2 separate regions of the Homo sapiens genome follow, and region 2 is linked to region 1. A link is a loop called in an ENCODE intact Hi-C map of the cell type or tissue named here. Cell type or tissue: ovary. All regions are shown on one strand.

Region 1 (2,500 bases):
AAACATTGTGGGGGTAATAGCAAGGGCCCCGGGTCACCCACCTGGAGCGGAAGCCTCCCCCTCGGGCAGGCTGAGAATGACGCAGGCGCCGGCTGCTCTGTGACCCAGCTGACCGAGGGACAGCCCCTGCCTGGGAGCTCCAGCAGCTGCTGCAGCGTCCCTCCTGCCCAAGCAAGGGCCGCAGGGCCACCCCTCCAATCCGTCCCCAGAGGTCCACTGCCGCTGCCTCTCCTCCAGCTGCCGCTCAGGGGAGCGAGGTTTCTTGAGTCAGGCCACCGGCAGCGGGCGGCCAGCCCCTCTCAGCATGGCGCTTGCCCAGGGCCTGGGCTCCGTCACATGCCAGGACAGTGGTCACCGTCACCCTGGACAGACCACCTCTGTCCCTTTATGTCAAGTGACCATTATTGGGCCCCCTGAGGCAGACGAGCGTCTCACCAGTAAGCTCCCAGGGAGGACGGCGTGGTCAGGACCTGCCCATCCGCCAGCACTCTGGCCTCTAGGCCCGCAGGCTGAGGGCACCGGCGGGCACCAGAACAGGGGCTGGTTTGGCCGAGGGACCTGCTTCTTGGGCAGCACCAGGAAACAGCCGGAGACCCTCCCAGCGCCCACATCCATGGCGTGAGCCCCGCGTGGGTGCAGCCCCTTCCGCAGCCCGAATTCCAGGCCAGCCGCTGCAGGAGGGACCGCCAGCCAGGGGCGCAGGGCAGAGGGTGGGGGAAGGCGTGGCGCTCGCGCTCTCGGCTCTTGCTTGGATGGCGCCGGCTGAGGACCCCCACACCTGCGCTGCGGTGCAGAGGTCTTAGGATCCGAGGGGGCTGCCGGTCTGGGCCGGCGCGTTCAGGCCCCGGGCGGTGGGGCGGCCTCGGCGTGCGTGGCTCGGTTGCCTGCAGGCAGGCACGCGGCGCTGTGAGAAACGAACGTCCGTGACTTAGCCCACGGGACCGTTTCTGCATTTTCACCCCAACCTGGAGAGCTGCAGCACAGCCGCGGGACAGGAAGTCGCCGCCAGGTGGGTCAGGACTGCGACCTGAACTCGGCTCTGCGGCCTCCCGCTCCGGCCGCCGGTTCGCAATCCTGGCGTGAACCAGCAGATCAACCTCCGGCGCCCGCCACAGGCGCCCTCCCGCGGGAACCGGCAGGCAGGAGCGGTGCGGGGGCGCCCTCCAGCGGCCGTGGCCGGGATGGCGGCCTCCTGCCAGGCTCCAAGCGTGGCCGCGTGGGCAGCGCGCGCAGCCCGCCACGGAAAGACAGGCGCTCCTCCTGGGTGGGCCTTGGGACCCCTTCGCGCCCTGTGTGGCCGCCTCGTGGTGAGCACCCCCGCCCCTCCCTGCAAGGCCGGTGTTCCCAGCTGGAAGGGCAGGCAACCTGGGAACCAGAGGGAGCTGCTCTGGTTGGGAGGAAAAAGCCAGCTCGGTTCCCGCCTGAGCCCCGAAGGGGCGGGGCTGGGAAGGGGGCCTGGCCAGAGGGAAGGAGCACTCTGGGTTGGGGGTGCTGGGGGAGCACAAAGGCAGGAACTGGGGAGCATAAGGCCAGGAGATAGGGGAGAACCTAGGCAGGAGCTGGGGGAGCAGCCAGGCAGGAACTGGGGAGCATCGATGCAGGAGCTGTGTCGCGTGTTATCCCCGTCACGTGGAGTTGTGTGTCCTGCGAGGAGCACAGCATTTCAGGGCCTAGAGCCCCTCTCTGTACTGGAGCCGCCTGTGTGTGTCCATTCCGAATGAGCCATACTTCCCTCGCAGCTCTCCCAGTGGGATTGAGAACTGTTAGGCACACACCTGGTGAAGCATTGCTGCCCTTTCTGTTGGGGAGAAGCGGCCTTCTAGCGCAGAGAATAGCTGCTTCCTGGAACTGAAATCCTGCCGCATCCAGACCAAGAGCATGCTTGGAGCAGGCATCAGTGCACACACTGCTTCCGAAATTACAGCTATAAATTTTAAAAAAATTTTTTTTTCAAGGCAGGGTCTTGCTCTGTGGCCCAGGCTGGAGTGCATTTGCACCACCATGGCTCATGGCAGACTCAACCTCCCTGGCTCAAGCCACGCTCCCACCTCAGCCTCCCAAGTGGCTGGGACTACAGACACATGCCACCACACCTGGCTAAATTTTTTTTTTTTTTTTTTTGAGACAGAGTCTCACTCTGTCACTCAGGCTGGAGTGCAGTGGCGCAAACTCTGCTCACGGCAAGCTCCGCCTCCCGAGTTCACGCCATTCTCCTGTCTCAGCCTCCCGAATAGATGGGACTACAGGTGCCCGCCACCACGCCCAGCTAATTTTCGTATTTTTAGTAGAGATGGGGTTTCACCGTGTTGGCCAGGATGATCTCGATCTCCTGACCTCATGATCCACCCGCCTCGGCCTCCCAAAGTGCTGGGATTACAGGCGTGAGCCACCACGCCCGGCCTAGTTTGGGCAAGTTACATTTTTTTTTTCTTTTTTGAGGCTGAGTCTTGCTCTGTTGCCCAGGCTAGAGTGCAGTGGTGTGATCTTGGCTCACTGCAAC
Region 2 (2,500 bases), 150 kb before region 1:
CCTCCACCCCTGTCTGTCCACCTTCAGGGTTTGGCTCTGATCTCTGGCTCTCCAGGGGAAATTTCCTTGTGGAGTTAGTGGAGTCAACTTTGCTGACAACAGTGGGGCCTAGAATGGGCTAAGGACATTATCTCTGCACCTAGGAAACCCCCACCATTCACTAGTTATTCATCCATCCACCCACCCATCTATCTATCCACCCACCCACCCACCCATCTATCCACCCCCCAACCCACCCATCTATCCACTCCCCAACCCACCCATCTATCCACCCCCCACCCACCCATCCACCCATCCAACCATCCACCCATCCACCCATCCACCTATCCACCCATCCACACCCCATCCATCCTATCCATCCACCCATCTGTCCTTCCATTCAATAAACGCTTCATGAGAGAAGAGACCCACCCTCCAGAGCTGACCCTGTAGCCCAGCCCAGGCCTCCTGGCACGGTCATTGGACTGCCTGGGTTAGATCACATGGGGTCCTGGTGGACACGTCGACTCTACTCTCCAGGGCTGGGCCCTGGCATCTGCATTTTCACCGAGGTCCTCTGAGGACCACATACTGATGCTTTTTTCCACAGGCTCTGAAGGCCCAGCCAAGGAGCTGACAAAGCAATGGACGGTGGCGAGGTTCTGCCAGGGGCCCAGCCATGGCTCTGGGGGTGCAGAGACCTGAGCAGAGGCCTCTAAGCTCCACCCATTTCCCACCAGCCTGACACAAGGCCCAAGAAGGCCAGAGTTCTGGAATGTAGGGGATTTGGGGCTACACTTCCTTATAGGACAAGGGAGTCCTGGGGACAGGGTCCCCAACACTGTGCACCCTTTGGTGGGCTGGCACTTGTCTCCAAAAGGAGGGCTCCAAAGTCGGGGCGGGTTGCCTGGGTCCCAGCTGGGCCCTGCTCTGGACTCCTGGCTCTCCTTTCAGGCTCCTTCCCCAAGGGCGCATCCCCCGCCCGGCCTGAGCTTCAGTCAGGGCTCACACCCTTCCCTGTCTCACTCAAGTGGGCCTTTCCAGGGTCAGTGAGAGACCCTGGGGACCCCATCCAGCCCAGGCCACACGGCAAGAGGGGAACTGCTTGCCTAGGCCCGGGTGTGGGTGTGAGAATGGCTGGAATCCTTCCAAGGTGCCCTTGCCTTCACCCTGTGCCCCCCGTGCTCCTGCACCTGGGCACTGGGGCTGCAGAGCTGCTGAATTGCAAGGGGGACCCCTCACCCTTAGATCTTGTTCATGCTAATGGCTTTGCAGGGGTCCTCTGATGCACCCAGGCCCCCTCCTCCCAGCTGGCCTGATTAGCAATGAGCGCAACTCCGGGAAAATTATTAATTTCTATCCCTCAAGTTTACTTCTGGGAAAGTTTGCCAATTAACTTGGCAAGCTGAGGCTCCCAAAATAAAAGGCAAAGGGAGGGAGAGGCACTGGGACGGTCCTTGGTGGGAGGGGCAGCAGGTGCAGACTCCATCCTCAGGAGTGGGGGTGGGGTGGCCTCGGACAGAGCCGGGGCCACTGGCTGGGAGTGGCCTGAAGTGGAACGAGGAGGTACCCTGCAGCGGCCCCGCCCACCATACCAAGGGTGGCCCCACGCAGGGCTGCACCGCATCTGGTTGAAACTCGGGAGGTCTGGGCGGGGGATGCAGGGGCGCCTGGGGGCCCTGGCTCTGACAGTGTCCACATCTGCACGCGGAACACACAGGCTATTGATGGGTCTGAAATAAAAGGGGCTGAGGGCAGCGGGCAGAGCCTGGGACCACCGCGGCTGGGCATCTTCCCATCCAACAGTCCCCAGCTCTGGTCCTTCTCACTTTCTTCTGTTTGTTTGTTTGTTTTGTTTTTTTGTTTTTATTTTTGCGACAAGTTCTTGCTCTGTCTCCCAGGCTGGAGTGCAGTGGCATGATCACGGCTCACTGCAGCCTCAACTTCCTGGGCTCAAGCAATCCTCCTGCCTCAGCCTCCTGAGTAGCTGAGACCACAGGCATGTGCCACCAAGCCCAGCTAATTTTATTTTATTTTTTGTAGAGATGAGGGTCTCCCTATGTTGCCCAGGCTGGTCTCAAACTCTGGAACTCAAGTGATCCTCGATCCTTGGCCTCCCAAAGTGCTGGGATTACAGGCATGAGCCACCAGGCCCGGCCCCTTCTTTTGTGCAAAGCCAGGCCCCCCCCACCCCCGATGCTGGGCTCCACACTCCCCCAGAAGGCCTTCCCCCTCTCTTCCCCCTCTCTGACCATGCATCTGATGCGGTTTGCTTTGGCTCAGTCACTGGCGGTGAAATGTTGCTGTCACAATCTCGGCTCCTGCCTTGCTCTGAGGTCTGTGTGTGGGTTGGGGAGGGGGCAGCAGGATGGCGCCCCTTCCCAGCCAAGCAGCCTCTGCACAGTGGGTGTGCAGCCTCAGGGAGGCAGATGCCAGGTGCAGAAGGAAGCCAAGGAGACCCACCTGGAGAGGCTTCTGGGCCCTCAGGCCTTGGCACTGACTACGGGGCCCTGGCTGGGCA

The links. A loop is a pair of places that touch in the nucleus more often than their neighbours do. Peaks named below come from ENCODE experiments on the same cell type or tissue, not always from the same donor. Only the 100,000 strongest peaks of a DNase experiment are listed, where the experiment ranks them.
Region 2: it touches region 1 in a loop (2.5-fold over the local background); 29 of 110 quality-filtered maps call a loop at or near these places.

The regions. Positions count from the first base shown.
Region 1 is chr17:81,483,312-81,485,811 of GRCh38, forward strand. No RefSeq gene overlaps it. Among named protein-coding and RNA genes, the nearest start is that of LINC01971, 3.1 kb to the left of the region's middle. RefSeq lists an enhancer at 318-968, a cis regulatory region at 872-1,669 and a silencer at 1,027-1,436. In ovary, a CTCF peak has its summit at 1,154 (motif pointing left); a DNase peak (open chromatin) is centred at 1,110; H3K4me3 peaks cover 357 bases.
Region 2 is chr17:81,336,133-81,338,632 of GRCh38, forward strand. No RefSeq gene overlaps it. Among named protein-coding and RNA genes, the nearest start is that of TMEM105, 6.7 kb to the left of the region's middle. In ovary, no CTCF peak of the experiment used is centred here; no DNase peak of the experiment used is centred here; H3K27ac peaks cover 210 bases.